Regions from separate parts of the Mus musculus genome. Here region 2 is linked to region 1. Evidence: chromatin loops called from intact Hi-C (ENCODE). Cell type or tissue: heart. All regions are shown on one strand. Each heading gives the region's core, and the rest is flanking DNA. Links, peaks and the distances in the headings are about the cores only.

Region 1 (8,120 bases), core at 1,634-5,633:
ATGGCTTCTCCGCATCCTCTCAGACAAGCTGTATTGGGGACTAGGAACAGCCCTACTAAGTGTCGGTCTCCGCCTCTCCTCCCAGTGTCTCCTGTTTCGCGCTGTTTCTTCAGTCTCGGTCCTTGGAAGTCCCTCCCACAGATATGGTAGAGGCCTAGTCTGCTTCCCTCCGTCAGCCCCGCCCATGGGCAGCCTGAGATCCTCCCAGCTAACGTGAGTGCACGGTTGGGGTCCTGGGAAAGGGGGCGTAACCCAAGGGTACACACTTCTAGGATTCTGCTCGGCCAGCTCTGGTCTGCCATTTTACCATCTCTCGGGTCAGGATGCTCAGTGACTAAGTTTACACCCCTTCCATCATCAAGGAACTCTTGAAAAAAGAAATCAGCCTTAGCAAGACGGTGGACACCCCGCTGCTGGTCCCCAGGCCACCTTGTAGGGCAATAAACGGAGTGGTCATTGTAAGGTTTTGGAGTGACCAGTACTTCCGGAGTAGGCCACCTGCTTCACTTTGTTGAAGACACACAGTTGGGATTGTTCACGCGCGCACACACACACACACACACCAGGCACCAGACAAAACTAGCATTGGTGGGGGGGGGGGGGGTCGCGTTATAATGATCACTCCAAAGAGATTTAGAGGACCCTGGTGACACTGTTGCAATGCATTCCCTAGAAGCTACCCCCCCCCCCCCGGACAGGCACTCCTTGTAGGGAAGGACCCCTAGGCAGGTGAAGAGACCAGGAAGCCTCTTAAGAGGCTGCCGAAGAGCTGGCGTGCAGGGGGCGGTGCTGGCCCTAATGGGCGGGCCAGACTTCACGGTTCACGTGTGCGACGAAGCCACTGGGAAAGGGAAGAGAAACCCAGAGAACCGGTTCTCCAACCTTAGCTGTCCAAGCCCCTACGTCAAAATCACCGGATTAAATAAGACAGGGACACTTCTAAGGTAGAACAACTTGGGGGCTGCCCTAGAGCCTGCGCCCCGTCGTTAATCTCGCCCACCTAGAGGGCAAACTCCTAAAGGGAGGGGGTACTTAAGAGCTTTCCACGGATTCCCTGCAGGCTGGAGGCGTCAGGGTGTGGCGAGACGGGGGGCAGAAGAGCGACGGGAAAGGGGCCTTAATTCCCAATTCGCCAACCGGGAAGATGAGGTTCCCCTAACCTTCAGGCAAATGTGCTATCTATCTTGCAGTCACCGCAAATCTTTAAGCCAAGGTTTCCCCCAGAGTAAAGTTGGATTCCTATATCACCCTCAAGTTCTCACCAAGGGATGACAGGGAGACACATATCTCACAATCAACGACACAGAATGGAATCTTAAGCATGGGAACTTTGAAGATGATTTTATCCACGTCCCCATTTCAGAGAAGGAAAAACTGAAGCCCGAATGCAGTGGGCGTGGGCAGGAGCGGGACTCGAACCCTTGTCTTTGAGCCCCGGACTCCATGCTCTTCCCCGCTGCGCAGTCCTGACCTTGGCGGCTCCTTTTCTTGTTGCCTGCAGAAAAGCGCGGTGGTCGCGATGGCGGCGGACGTCGAGGGGGACGTGTACGTGCTGGTGGAACACCCCTTCGAGTACACCGGCAAAGACGGGCGCCGCATCGCCATCCAACCGAACGAGCGTTACCGACTGCTGCGCCGCAGCACCGAGCACTGGTGGCACGTGCGGCGGGAGCCCGGGGGTCGCCCCTTCTACCTCCCCGCGCAGTACGTACGCGAGCTGCCCGCGCTCGGCGACCCTGCCCCGGCCCCGCAGCCTTCCGTACCGCAGCAGCGCCCCGCAGTCCCGGAACCTCTGGCCTACGACTACCGCTTCGTGAGCACCCCGGTGGGCGCCGATGGGTCCTCTGCCGAGCCCCGGGGCCGCGCCAGCTCCCTGTGTGGCCCTGCACGACAGCGCACCGGTGGCCAGCGCAACAGCCTGGCTCCGGGAGGGCCCGCCTGCCTTTACGTGCGGCCCGCGGCGCCTGTGCGACCGGCGCAGTCCCTGGATGACTTGGCGCGCGGCGGTACCGCGCCCCCTGCCGGCCTCCTCGGCAGCGCGGGCCACTTCAAGGCCTCCAGCGTGGCGGGCTCCTGGGTTTGTCCCCGGCCCCTGGCGCCTAGCGACTCGGAGAATGTCTACGAGGCCATTCCGGACTTGCGCTGCCCTCCGCGGGCAGAGAGCCCAAAGCAGGTAGGTCGCTGCGAGCGAGGGGGCCGGAGGGAGGTCACAGTCCAGCAGAGTCTAGATGCTTTTTTTTTTTTTAACTGAGGCCACTGGATGTCCCTCCACCTCACTTATTAAGTATTCACGTTTTCATGCAAAATGCAAATGAGCTTGATTACTACAGAGTTCTGCCCCAAAGCCCGCGGGGATGTTAACTAACCTATGTCCGAATAACGGATGCATGCGCCGAATAACGTTCCTAAAACGCCACCTGCTCGGTAAGGAACAGTTTGGAGAGGTGGACTCTCTTCTTCCCTAGAAACTTAGGGTGGAGGTTGGGTCAGATGAGATGGTGGATGTGAAAGTCAGACATCTGCTTCTCTTTAGCATAGCTTCCAATATTTCAGTTCCTTAAACAAAAACAAAAACAAAATTTCTTAATGGGCTTGTTTCAAGTTTAGTTATGGTGAGGTCTTTTTCTCTTTCGGAATCCGATTGTGTTAATCTGAGACACTGGAAACAGCATTTCTAACACTCTTTATAGCCTCGGAATCTTCTTTCTCAGTCCTGTCCTCTGGAGCCTTTAAGGGAGGGACAGCCTGCGGGGGGTGGGGGGAGGGAGAAGGGATGCTTCCAAATGATTCACATCTGCCACCCGCTGTGGCATTATCCACAGCTCCCTTCCTCTCTCAGGCACTGAGTCCCGGGTGAGAGCCCGGGTGCGAGCCCGTGGGCCAACTACTTTGGCCTTGCCCCTGCTAGGGTTCCTCCTAGCAGAGTTCAGGTTCTGAGGCTACTGAAACCCGAATTTGACTCTGCTGGGTCATCTGCCACGTGATGACGAGCTCGGTGTCCTCGTATGTAAACAATACCCAAAGAATAAAGTAGTTGTGAACCTTAAACGCAGTGAGGCGTGGAAGCACTTGGAGCCAGCGGGTGCACGTAGAGTAACTAGGGTTCCATCCGCTGTTCGCTGCAGCCCTGAGCCTCTGCGCTCAGGTTTCCGCGGATCATCCCTCCCCCTTGTGGGCACTGCGGAGAACAACACTCAGCGGGCTTGAGTGTCTGCAGCAGATCAATGGTCGTCCTCATTACCCACCAGCTAGCTGGTCAGGCGCCTGTGGTCTATAGATGGCTAAACGTTCGCGCTCGGTTCCCTGGCGCCCTTGAGCAGGCTGTCTTCCTCTAGGGAACTCCCGGGCCTTTCCAGATTGTGAGTCCTAGTAATGTTGGGAATGTGTCTGCTGCCCCCACGAGCGAGCTCCTTCCTGGCTGTGGGAATGGCACCTTTGTGCTTGAGTTCCCCAGCGTCTGGCCAAGGGCTTTCTTCCACTGTATTAAGAAGCGAGGAGCTGCAACCCCACCACTCCTGACCCAGCACTATGTAAGTCTCCAAGGGCAGCTATAGCTACCCAAGCTCTGGGACCAGAGAAAGGGAATCCTCATCTCCACCCCAGCTTCCAGAATCGCCTGAGAAATTTTCCCAATCCAGAAATCCCCCAGGGTTCCTGACCAGCAGTACCTCCCCCGTTCCTCCTCGCGCTCCCAGCAAGCTCCCTGTTGCCAGTAGTTTGGAGATACCTCTGAAGGTGGACTGTTACAGACACAAAAGGGAACCATGAAGTCTGCCAGAGATCTGGATGCAGGACAAAGAGGCTGCTGCCTGTCTCTAATGAACTCGTTGGCTTCAACTGAGTACTCAGCATCTCTGGTCCTGTTTGCTCCGGAGTATAACAATAGCACATTCTCTGTTGTGGCTCTCCCCCCGGACACTCTGTCCCCAGCAAACTGCAAGGATGGCTTGTTTGTTCTCCCTTGGGAAGGAAATCTCACCCTTGCCCTTCCTTGTCCCAGGCAACATGGGAAGGAATTTCCTGGAAGGTGATCCTGGCTGTTTTCCAAAGAGTATAGGTGTGCGCTTGCACATACACACACACACACACACACACACACACACACGCCCTTGCTCATACTCCCATTCCCACTCCCCACCCTCATAGCTACTCACAGCCTCCAGCCACAATCTCCCAAGTCTATTTGCTTCAACACCCCCACCCCTCCACCCACTCCTCTTCCATCTACCTCCTCTACCCCCCCAACCTTTCCACCTCCCACCCCCTCTACCCTCACCCCGTGAGCCTGCAGACCTAAGGAATGATGGTAGCACAACGGCCTGGGAGGGATAGACGCCCCTGCCACACACTGTTCAGGCTGTATGGAGCTATGGCGAGGGTGCTGTAGAGCAAGGGCAGAGGAGAGACATGGACAGGCCCTTATGGGGGTCTCGTAGTCCTGTCTTAGCCCACCATTTGTGCTAGCTGTGATATCTACCATCAGGCAGGACTTTGTGGGAATTCCAAGTTATCCTGAAGCCACCGGAAGGTTCTCGGTAGGGAATGGAATGGGCTTGAGAAGGACTCCTGGGCTGGGGAAGAACGGTTTGGCCGAGTCCTGGTTTCCCGCTCATACTGGTATGGCCAGTGGTGCTGCTTACAGAGGCCTTGGAGGGGACGTGGAGGGGAACAGGTGGGGTGTACCTGGACAGAGTTGTCAAAAGTATGAAAAGAGGAATTCAAGAGGAAAGGAAGGGACCACGGAGGACAAGCAGGGGCCTGAAAGCCAAGGTGACTGCGCACAAGTCAAAGGCAACAGGACATTATCCGACACGGCCCTCAGAAGGCTGGCTTGTGGAGGGATTGCAGAAGACAGAAGGCTGTGGGTCAGGGGCTGAAGGGTGTAGGTGGAAAGAGCAGGCAGCTGGCAACAGCTTGGTAGCTAAAGGAAAGAGATGCTCTGGTCAGTTGGAAGGGTGAACAGATTACATCATCCCAAAGTCTACGTGAATGGAGGAGGCCAGATCGAGAGAGCAAGCGGGAAAGGCCAAATCAGGAGGAGGGGCTGATCAGATAGGAGTCCTGGAAGAAGGGCGTGACTGGGAACGGGAGCAAAGGTGTGGGCCACGAGGTGTCACGGGGTGAAAGGGCATCTGCCTGTCACATACCAGTTCAAGCCTTAGGGCAGGTCACTCAGCAGACACAAAGAAGAGGGAGCTTGGACCATATTTGGCATTTTATGTTCACAGCTCATACAAGTACCTCACACTGCACCTGGTGTGCGTTGGTCATGCAGCTGAACACGAGCTGAAGACAGTCCCCAGGGGCTAGCAGTCCTATGTCCTCTCACTCAGAGGCCTGCACATGCACACACAGCTCAGGCTAGTGTCTAGCAGCTCAGAAGGCAGCGTAGAATGCCCCTCTGCCTTCAAAGCGAACAGGATCATAAAGAAAGTGAGTTCCGATCAGACCCCACCCTTGCCGCCAAGTTTAATCTCAGCAAGGTGGTCCTCAGAGGTGCCCAGCCTTGTTCCCCTGGGCCAAAACAGTGGAAGCAGAAGACAAGCAAAACACTCTCTTCTGAGCACAGCACACTGCCCAGCCAGGGACCCTCCAGCCCCCACCGCCTTCTTTAAGGGCACAGGGTCGAGGTGGGGGGTTAGGTAGCCTGTGCCCCTGACAGGGTTAGGGCCACACAAGAGACCAAGCAGCAATGTGGCCTCTGAGGCCCTGTCTGTAATCCCAGCTAACTCAGAAGGCTGAGGCAGGAGGAACCCATTTTCAAGAGCACCTTGGGCTATAGAGTCAGTTAAAGGCCAGCCTGGTCCACACAGTCTCTTAAAGTAATGAGTGAAAAGAAAGCCAGGGTGCCTAAAATGAGTCTGGGTTCAGTCCCCAGCATTGTCCTTCCCCTGTGGCCTCTGGCCTCCCTAGCTAGGAGATTTCGGGGTGTGGTCAAACCACCCACCCTAACCTTGGAGGTAGGAAGGCCCAGGGAACAGATGGTCTAGGGCCCGCCCCTGCTGCCTGGGCATTGGTCACTGGCAGGACAGGTTCCAGGCCTTGTTGGAACTTATGCAAACAGCCCCAGAGGCATTGCTTCTGAGCTCAGACAGAGCCTGGACTGAGACCCCCCCAGAGCCCTCATTTCTCCCACCTCAGCCGGCAGGAACTGTGTGAGTGATCCCTCCTGGGTACTGAGAGTGGGGGTGGGGTGGGGTGAGAAGGACTTGCCTCCCTCCCAAATTCCCCCACCTGATCCCTCCCTGTCCTGTATACTTCCTGGGACGACTGCCTCAGGGACGGACTCAACCAACCATGTGCTCTGAAAAGCTAGGGATCAGTAAACGCAAGGAGCGAGGAGGCCGAGATAAGGACATCCAATGAGCCGCCCCCGGCCCCGAGGCACCCAGCCGATCCCTAGCTCAGGCAGCTAGCTGCTCACCAGGCTTCTTCACACCTATCCGGATCTTTTCCACCCCTCTGCAGCCCCAGGACCTGGTCTCGGGGTCTGGTTTAAGGGAGAGTAGGAAGAACAGATCTTCCCATCCCCCCGCCCCCCTTCTTTACCTCACCTACCTGGGCTCCTACTCACTGACTTCACCCCTGCAAGCTGGCGGGGGGTGGGGGGGGCACCCTGTCTTCTTTAGATCCTAGGGGGCTGAAGCCTTGCTCACTCTCCGTCTCTGTTTCCCTTCATCCAGTCTTAAAGCTGGAGCTCCTGCGGCTTCCATCTATCTGAACCCTGGACTCTGACTCTCTCTCTCTCCCTCTCCCTCTCCCTCTCCCTCTCCCTCTCCCTCTCCCTCTCCCTCTCCCTCTCCCTCTCCCTCTCCCTCTCCCTCTCCCTCTCCCTCTCCCTCTCCCTCTCCCTCTCTCCTGCCCTCTGCTCAGGAGTGGGAGGGGACAGTCTTCAATACCGGCTGTCTGTCCGCTGGCCGGGTGATCAGTGCTAGGTCTTGAAGCACATGAAGGCCCGTGGTCATAGTAACTGGGGTCCGGAATGTGCTCCAGGCTCCGTGCCAGAAAAGCATCTAAGGTAATGAGCACGGGCACATAGGTTGGTCCGTGTCTCGAGGAGCAAGAACAGCTAGGCCTGTGGCTCTGGGGCACAAGAACGCTTGGTTAAATCAGGGAAGCTCCGGTTTCTAAATTGAGAAAGGACTGTGGAATCAAGGGATCCCCCTCACTGCCCTCCCACTGCAGGCTCCTGGGGGTCCCTATCCTGCATCCTTCCTGACTGGAGACTGGAGGTCTCCTGTCTAATCCTGGGACATAGAAGAGGAGCAGGGGTTGCCTTGAGGGACAGTCTCTCTCTTCCTTGTTCCCAGGCAGGAATGTCCCCCAGGCTGTTTGAGTGTGCAAATTCTCTACCCTTCCTGGTAAAATGGTTTGACTTCTTTTTTAAATGTTGGAGGGTAAACTGCAGTCTATTTCTGCCTGCTTTGGGGTCTTCCCCAGATTTCCTTGTGGGAGTTTGCCACAGGCCAGCTCAGTTGGCTAATAGGGAAGGGCAGTTGCCGGGGCTCTCTGCCATTCATTCAAAAGTGGTAGGTGCTATACTGGGCACCATAAAGGCAAAAGAACCAAAGCAGGTAGCTTATTGTCCAGGAGGCCAGACAGACCAACAAATTACCAAACATGTCCCCAAGGTGCCACAGAAAGCACTTTGAAAGCTGTCTCTCTCCAGGGATGGGATTGGATTGGCAAGAAATATTTCAGAAGAAAGTGATGTCACAGGGAGTCCTAGAGGACTCTGTAATTTCTTCCCACAGAAACTTCCAGACCAGGGCACTTTCCTACAGCAGCTTTCCTCAACGTTATTAGTAGTCTGTCGGTTTCAATATTTTTACTAGTTCCCTAGTTAATTTTGGCTATTTGACATTTCATTAGGAAAGTATTCATTTTCCCTAGACTTGTAAAATTTCCACTTTAGAAATTTAGTATGAGCTGGGGGTGATGGCAACACCTGTCATGCCAGCATTGGGGACCAGAAACTGGAGAATCATGAGTTCAAAGCCACCTGGGACAGCTTACCAAGAACTCATCTCAAAAACAAAAATAAACCAGGGCCAATTGCTTGTCTTTTAACAGGGACATTTACTCTGCTCATATTTCATTTAACAGCTGATTCCCTCTGC
Region 2 (8,120 bases), core at 1,815-5,814, 340 kb before region 1:
ATGGTGGACACTTGTTCTGAGTGCCAAGAGGAAGCACAAGGTACCATGGGAAACAGCAGGGTTGGTGAGGATCCACAGCCTAAGTTTCAAAGGTGCTCTCCAGGGGAGGTGAAGGCACAGCTGGAGCTCAAAGAGGAAGTGGGAATTGATCTGGCCTAAGATAGAGGGAACGGAGTTAGAGGCACAGGGAATAGTAGATGCAAAGGGCCGAAGACAGAGGCCCTTGTGGGGAGAGCTGTGATGACCACAGTTGGCAGGAGTGACCACATGGCCAGGGATGAGGCTAATGAGGTGGGCTCATGCATGACAGGAGGAAGACATAGTCCTGTGGTCTGGAGCTATCAAAAGGCTCGCTGTGTAACACTACAACTGGGCTTTGGAACGGTTTCCTGAGAAACACAAGATTTGTAGAAAACAGAGGGAGGAGAAGGTGCTGATGGCTTGACAAGATAACAGAATCATCCTATGTGGTCTGATGGAGACAGCCAGAGATATAAACTCGAGTGGTTTCAGAAGTAAAGAGAACACATCGGAGGTAAAATGAACGGCAGACCAGATTGACTGGCTGATTTTTGAGATAAGATCTCACTATGTAGTCATGGCTAATCTTAAACTCACAGAGATCTGCCTGCCTCTGCCTCCTGAATGTGTACTGGGATAAAAGCATGCCTGGCCAGAAATCTTTTTTTGTTTCTTCAAAAAAGGATCTCCCTGTATGGTTCAAACTGGAGCAAACTTATGTTCCTTCTGCTGCTGCCACCTAAATTGTGTGCATATAGGCATGCATAATTATACCCCAAGTTTGCCACCTCACAAACGAGAACAAATAGGCCAAGTGTCAAGGGGTGTTTGAAATCCGGCAATTAGAGAGCTGTGAGTTTCCAAAGACTCAAACAGAAGAAGTTCTGAAAGTATGAAAGCCACACCATCCTGTCTGAGGCCCAACACCCTCCAGAAGTCTCCAGGTTACAAGGTGGACACTTTTCCTGACTGTAGCTTCACCAACTCTCCCACCCCCACTGCCTGGCAACCTCAGCCTTCTCTGCTTTGGAAACCCTCTGCTTTAGCCAAAGGGACTCTCACAGACCATCACCTGAGCTGGCCTTCCCTACTTTACCTCTCCACTTGCTGAGATTCCCTGGCCTGCCTCCCCGTGACACATTGTCCGTGCACTTTAAGGTCCTGCTGAAATCTCATCCCTCTGGACAGCCTCTTGGTTTGAGACCACCTCTTCCTTATCAGCATCTTAACCTTTCCCTTTGTGGTCCTGGATGTTAAGTCTAGGGCCCACGCCTGCCAGGCAGGTGCTCTGCCACGGAGCTGCCTCCTCAGCTTTTCCCCCATGGCAGATTTAGGTGCTATTATGCATCACTAGGTTTTCATAAGCCCTGATCCTTATCACCCTGACCAGATCAAGTCTCTCAGGTCAAGTATCTATTTTACCACCACTTAAAAGTATAGTGTCTTAAGCCAGATGTGGTGACTCATACCTTTAATCCCCAGCATATAGGAGACTGAGGCAGGAGGATAGCAAATTTGAGGCCATCTTGGGCACTGTGACACTGTCTCAATGCACTTCCTAACCCCACTTAAAAAGGATGCAGCAGTTTAAACAACACCCATTCCACTGCATCCCTTAGTGTCATGGGACAGGGACTTGGGTATATGCCTGCAGGGCCTCTATGGCTTTAAGCCACATGCTGGCAGTCCTCCAGCAGTGGCCATGACTAACTCCATTTGATATTATTACTTTCTAAGGCCAACTGACTTTTGCAGTCAATCTCCTTTGCTACCTATGACCAATGTGATGACTTCATGAGCTACCGGGTCAGTCTCAAGTTGTCAGGTGAGAGCCAAGTGTTCCTTTCATGAACAGGACTTCTATTCCAGAGCCACCCTATCCATCCTTTCCCACCCCCCCTGCCTCTACCAACTGGTTTCAGTGTGTGGGAGCCAGGGTGCAGTAAACACTGGGGAAAAAAAACACATTCTAGGAATGCAGGAGATGCTATATTGCTGCACACTAAGCCTACAAAATTCCTAACTTGATTTCTTTCACATTTTTTTTGTGAATGTTTGCTGTAGCATATTTTAGATGGTCCACTTGGACAAACAGCTGGGAGGGCTGGAGAGATATCTGAGCAGTTAATATCACTTGCTGCTCACCTAGAGGACCCGAGTTCAGTTTCCAGCACCCAGCTGAGTTCCATCTGCACTCAAGAGCACATAGCTACACATAGACACATAGAAAAAGGAAACACAGAGGACACACCTTCGAGTGTATCTGTTAGGGTATTTCCAGAAAGGGCTGGCTAAAGGGAGAATACTCACTGGGTGTCACTATCCCATGGGTTCCATCCCTGACTAAATAAGACAGAAAAGGAGAAAGCCAATAGAATGCCAGTCTTCTCCTTTCTGTGGTCTGGTCTGCTGTGATGTAGTGAATTGTTGCCTACAGTCTCAGCACCGTGAAGTGGCCTGCCACCATGACTTTGCTGTCATGGTGGGTGGTATCTTCTCACACTGTGAGCCAAAAGAAACTCTTTCTCTCCTAAGGAGCTTCTCTTCAGGCCCAAGTCACAGTGAGGAGAGAAGCCACCAGCGGATGCTGTTACACAGTACAGGCAATACCTTCACTAGCAAAGCACAGTAATGGTTTGGGTCAGTAATCCCCAGCAGTGGGAAGTGTGCACAGCATCCTGGGTGCCAACGCAGTCAGCACTAGCAAATGGCACAAGGAATTGGAAAGGCAGGGAAAGTTACTGAGACTGATGCATTCAGGCCCTGAAGACCTGTGGCATTATAAATAATAACAGCTTTGTTTTCTTTTGTTTTTCATGGTGGTCAGAAATAGCACATTCAAAAATAAAGGACAAGAACAGGTATAGTTACTGGGCCCACAGTGGATAGTATAAGGAATCTTTGCTGTATTTATTACAAAAAAAGGGAATATTATAAAAATGAATACCATCCATCCTGGCAGCAAAGTCATGGTGGCAGGCAGCTTCATGGTGCTGGGAATGGAGGCAGCTACTCACTGCACCTCAGCTGAGCAGAAAACAAAGGAGAAGACTGGCACTTTCCCCCTATTACTTATTTTTTTCCTGTTCTTATAAATCTGTAATATAATTTAAAATCAAAATGCCTATAGAGCAAAGACCCACAAAGATTTGACCTGGGACCTCACACAAGTCAGAGACAATTCTACTGAGACACACACAAGCACACATATACATACTTCCCTGTGCATCCCTCACCAGCAAAGTACTAAAAAACTAAGGATACAGCCTTTTATCTATGCCCCGCCCCCACGCTACTCAACCTTAGCTAAAGTGCACCATTCCCACAAACCCTCTATCGGTTCTTGAAGGCCCCCCATGCTTTCTTGATCCATGAACCCCTACTGCTCTTCTCCAGGCAAATGGTCCTTAGTCATACCCTAAATGTTGATTGTTAATTCAGCTTTAAAATAAGGACTTTCTCAATAGACAGCGAAACACCAGGAATGTGTTTTACCTGGGTTCCTATCCTACATATCTGTGCATGGTGCATAGTAGATGTTCAATAAATGGGAGTGGAACTGGGAAATGTAATGTTAGGGAAAGAATGAATATGGGCGGGCAGTCTCTTGGGACATAAAACTGGGAGGGATGCAGGATACAGGAAAATCCAAGCTTCAGCTCACCAAAGGAAGAGGAACAACTCCTCCCTTGGGAGGAACTGTAGATAAGAACCTAGATGGATGGAAATGAGATGGGCCTAGGTGAAGACAAGTGTTTGAACCTTTCCAAGTCCTAATCCAAATGTCACCCGCCCTTCATGTCTTTAAAAACAATTTCCTATTGACCACAACACCAGCCCAGCTCATTATCTTTGTATTTATTTGGATGTTCTACCATTATCTTTGTACTTATTTGGAATGTTTATTTGTATACAGATCGTAGTTCCTTCTCTAGTCCAACCTCTTGAAGAACAGGGAAATTTTGGTTGTTCCACGTCATATGCTAACCACTCACTCACTGTGGGTTTACTAAAAATGAGCCGGAGATGGGAAGACTAGTGGGCGGACTAGTTCGAGGCAGGAAAAGCACGCGTCGTGAGGAAGTGAGATTCCCCAGACCTGTAATTACACACTCCAAGGAGAAGCCAAGCCCGACCGCGGGGCGGAGAGCGACGTAGAGAGTCGCCGGCGACTTCTCGGGGGAGGCTCTGACGTCAGTGCCTCGCGACCGTCCTCTCCGCTACCTGATTCAATCCCGGAGCTGGACTTTAGCAAAAAACTCACCCCCGCCGCTCTCCGCGAGCTCCGGCCCGGAGCCACACCCATCCCTCGCGTCCCGCTTTCCTTCCGCGCAACCCCGTCTCCGACCTCACAACCACCACGGGACAGGCACACTCGCGGGCGCCCTACTCAGCAGGGCGGGCCCTGAGACCGGAAGCCGGAAGTGGGGTTGTGAGGACGTGTTCCGAGGAAGCCGCAGGCCGGCTAGGCCGGCGTCATGGAGCCCCTATACCAACAAACGAACAAGTGAGGGCTGCGTCGGGGAGCGGGCTGGGCTCCGCCCGGGCTGCGGCCCCTAGGGCTCGGGGCTCTGGGGACTGTCATTGTGGAGGTTTCCGCTCGGGCTGCTCCGCATCTCTTAGCCCCTGGTGCGATGCTCTTAGCCGAAGGGGATCGAGCCGGGGCGCGAAGGCTTGGGCCCGGTAGCTCTTGGCCGCAAGCCGTGACTGCCTATTGGCAAGGGAAAGCAGCGCCCCTAGGTTACAGCACTTGATCCAGCACCTGCCAGCTTAGTCCTCCGGGTTGGTAGAGCTTAGAGAACAGAGAAAACTGTTGCCGAGGCTTGTGTCTATGAATCTATTGCTTAAGTGGGAGTGTCAGGGGTTGTACGAAAGAAGTATTTTGTGTACTTGATTGGACATTTAAAGAACTTATTTTTGTGACACAAAGACGGGCAGGTAACTAGTGACTATTTTTGTGAGTCATATCTGATTACAAGTTAGCCTTAAGGAAATTGAAATTGAGTCTTAGATTAGCTTTTCATAACTAAGTTTCCTTGGTGGGTCCTTTTTTTTTTTTTTTTTTTTTTTTTTCCATACCGTCCTTTGTTTTGGGAACTTGCAGTGTTATGCAGCTAGACACCATGAGGGGCCACATACCTATGTTAGTTTAAGAACTTTCTATTGATTGTATGACAGCACTGAAAAATCTTATTCCTTGGGCCTGAAAAATGACATAAACTAGTCATCCTGCCTCCCCAGGAAACTCATAACAAAAAGAATGGAAATAAGATGGTGGTTATTCTCTTTTTACCTTTTTTTTTTTTAAATTTGTTTATTATATGTAAGTACACTGTAGCTGTCTTCAGACACCTCAGAAGAGGGCATCAGATCTCATTGCAAATGGTTGTGAGCCACCATGTGGTTGCTGGGAATTGAACTCAGGACCTTCGGAAGAGCAGTCAGTGCTCTTAACCTCTGAGCCATCTCTCCAATCCCCCTTTTTACTTTTGTCAACAAAATGTTTGATTTGGGTGGGGGAAAATAAACTACATTGTAATGACAATTTGCATATTATATAATAAGTGTAGGAAGAGATTTTAAAAGACTATCCTGTGAGTCACGTGGAAAAGGAATGAGGCAGAAAATTGCCCTCATTTACTAAGAACGGATCCTTTCCATAGCAAGACACATGGACCTAGCAGAGCGGTGAGTTAATCTGCTAGTTGCTGAATTGACAGAACAGTGTCAGAACATACTCGTCTCACTAGAACTTTGAACTGATTCTGTGATTATCTCTAACTGTGAAGGTACGTTGACATAAAATCGATTATTTAAAGTCATATAGCTGGAAAAGTCCTGAGCACTGAGTGGATGAACAAAACAAAAAAAAAAGAAAGAAAGAAAGACAGGATGTTTTACATTAGCAATATTCTACTAGGATGAGCTTTAAAGAGAATCCAGTAGGCTTCCATTTTGGGTACTCATGTTCATAAAAGATACATTTGTCCCTTGTGTTGTCTAGCTGCCATCCTGGAATTCATCTTTAGATAGTTTGGAGTAAGTAGGTCTCAGACACAAACAGCTCTGGAGTGATCACGCAGGCTTTTCTGGTGGTTTTACTCAGTAGTTAGTTTTAAGAATTATTATCTCAAGATCAGTTTGTCAGCTTGCCTTAGGAGGTAAAGACTAGCTATGGAGGTAGAGTGGAAGACGTGACAATAACCAAGTGCATGTGAAAACTGTGGGCGTGTATGTGTTGTGTGGGTGTGTGTACATTCAAGATGGGATTCTATTACATAGCTGAGGTTAGCCTATAAGTTGTGGTGTAGCTTAGACTGGCCTTGAACTTACAGTCCACCTGCTTCTTTGTCCTGTGTGCTAAGATGACAGGTGAGCACCACTATATCCACTACTTACTAACTTCCTCCCTTCCTTCCCGTCATGTCCCATCCTGTCTGATCCAGTCCCTCCCAACCAATCAACCAACCTCCCTCCCTCTCTTCCTCTGTTCATTCGTCCTTTTCTTTCTTCATCCGTTTGTTTGTTTGAGGTAGAGTCTCACTTTGTAGCCCTGGCTGACCTGGGACTCACTATGAAAACTAGACTGGCCTGGAACTCTTAGAGATCCACCTGCCTCTGTCTCTCGAGCTGTTGGGATTACGGATATACCACCACTCTCATTAGTTTAAAAGCAACGGCAGTTTAACTTGTTACTGTTCTGGGTTACATAGCTTCTTCATATGGCAAAGGGTTCCATAATCTCTCAGATAATTGTTTCCATAGCAGCTCAGTTGGAGACTTGAGACAAGGAGGCACCAAGAAGTAAAATGACTTGCTCATTGTCTGTCAGCTTTTCGTAGTTGAACTAGATTTGCAGCTGAGATCCTTTAACTCCCAAACCCTGTTTCTTGTCCGTGGTGGACAGAGGTAGTGAGCCACAGACTGACTGTGGTGGAGGTAGGCGGGTAGGTTTATGACCTTCGTTTTCACTTGTGTGTGGTCCAGGCTGTTCTCAAATTCAAGATCTCCCTGCTGGGATTATAGACAGTACCACCATTGGGCCCAACAGATTCACTGACTTCTTTAAAGAGCACTTTCGTGTAATAGTCTTCCTACGACATAAGGAAAGCTTTAAAAACAACAACTACAACAACAACAGCAGTGCCTCTTGCTTGCCACGTACTAGCTCTCTGCCTGGCTATATTACCACCCAAGTCCATGATGGACCCCATGCTAGACAGGCCAGAGATGCCTTTTTCTCTCATGCCTACACCACCAAGTCATATTTGGGCATCACCTATCACTTGGCTGTGTAGGTGGTGTCTGGTTCCTAGTTGAATGGAAACAGAGTCTCCAAGTGCCAGATTACTAGCTCCCTCCATGCCTTTCACACCTGCCATGTTGTTTGCTGTCATTTCTTAGAATGGAATGGGATGTAGAGACTGGACTTCCTTTATTGATTATGTCTTTTCTAATTCATTTACATCCAAACAGGACTTACAAATAAAAATCAAATGGGGAAAGCCAGTAATGTTTTTCAGTAATTTCTTAAAAGTTATCCTTTTTAGCTTGGGGTATTACTATTGTGTGTCCTGCCCTTGAGACTCTCAGACTTGAAAAGGACGGACAGGAGCGCCATTGCAGTTCTGTCTTTGCTCATTAAAACCTTTGTAAGGCTGGGCAGTCTACGGACCTGGTGTTGCACATGTAGGGAGCCCTCTTCCTCCTCTTCTTCCTCTTCTTCCTCTTCTTCCTCTTCCTTCTCCTTCTCTTCTTCCTCCTCCTCCTCCTCTTCTAGGAGACAGATAGTAATTTTGTGATTTGTAATTTGTTTCCTATGTAAAGCTGAAATGTGGCATCTTAGAACATGGACCTTTTGCTTGGGGGACTCCCTTAAGCAGAAGTAGGAGGCAAACCCTTCTCTGCTTATGTCTATTCCAGATATTTGAAGAGCATCCTGTGGTGTCTTGTTTAACCGGCCGCAAATCTCAGTCTGTACTGTCTTCAGGCTCCATTTATCATAGACACCAATGGAAGACACCAACACCTTTAAAAACCAACCAAGATTTATAATTATAATCCTCATTGTGTCCTTTCCCACTGTGGGTGACCTGAGG

Evidence for each region. A loop is a pair of places that touch in the nucleus more often than their neighbours do. Peaks named below come from ENCODE experiments on the same cell type or tissue, not always from the same donor. Only the 100,000 strongest peaks of a DNase experiment are listed, where the experiment ranks them.
Region 2: a loop joins it to region 1, with 2.1 times the contacts of the local background. A loop is called at or near these places in 5 of 42 quality-filtered maps.

The regions. Positions count from the first base shown.
Region 1 is chr11:103,354,300-103,362,419 of GRCm38, reverse strand. It overlaps Arhgap27 (Rho GTPase activating protein 27), which reads left to right. Exons shown (of 18, transcript NM_001205236.1): 2 at 86-213; 3 at 1,502-2,173. The coding sequence starts at 1,520. Among named protein-coding and RNA genes, the nearest start is that of Arhgap27, 5.3 kb to the left of the region's middle. In heart, for the core only: a CTCF peak has its summit at 3,179 (motif pointing left); DNase peaks (open chromatin) are centred at 2,019, 3,169, 3,939, 4,949 and 1 weaker place; H3K4me3 peaks cover 1,858 bases; H3K27ac peaks cover 1,070 bases; H3K27me3 peaks cover 2,808 bases.
Region 2 is chr11:103,694,038-103,702,157 of GRCm38, reverse strand. It overlaps Gosr2 (golgi SNAP receptor complex member 2), which reads left to right and starts at 4,435. Exons shown (of 6, transcript NM_019650.4): 1 at 4,435-4,528. The coding sequence starts at 4,500. C130046K22Rik (RIKEN cDNA C130046K22 gene) reads right to left here and starts at 4,434. Exons shown (of 3, transcript NR_102389.1): 1 at 4,286-4,434. In heart, for the core only: a CTCF peak has its summit at 4,110; DNase peaks (open chromatin) are centred at 3,663, 4,277 and 4,437; H3K4me3 peaks cover 1,950 bases; H3K27ac peaks cover 1,497 bases.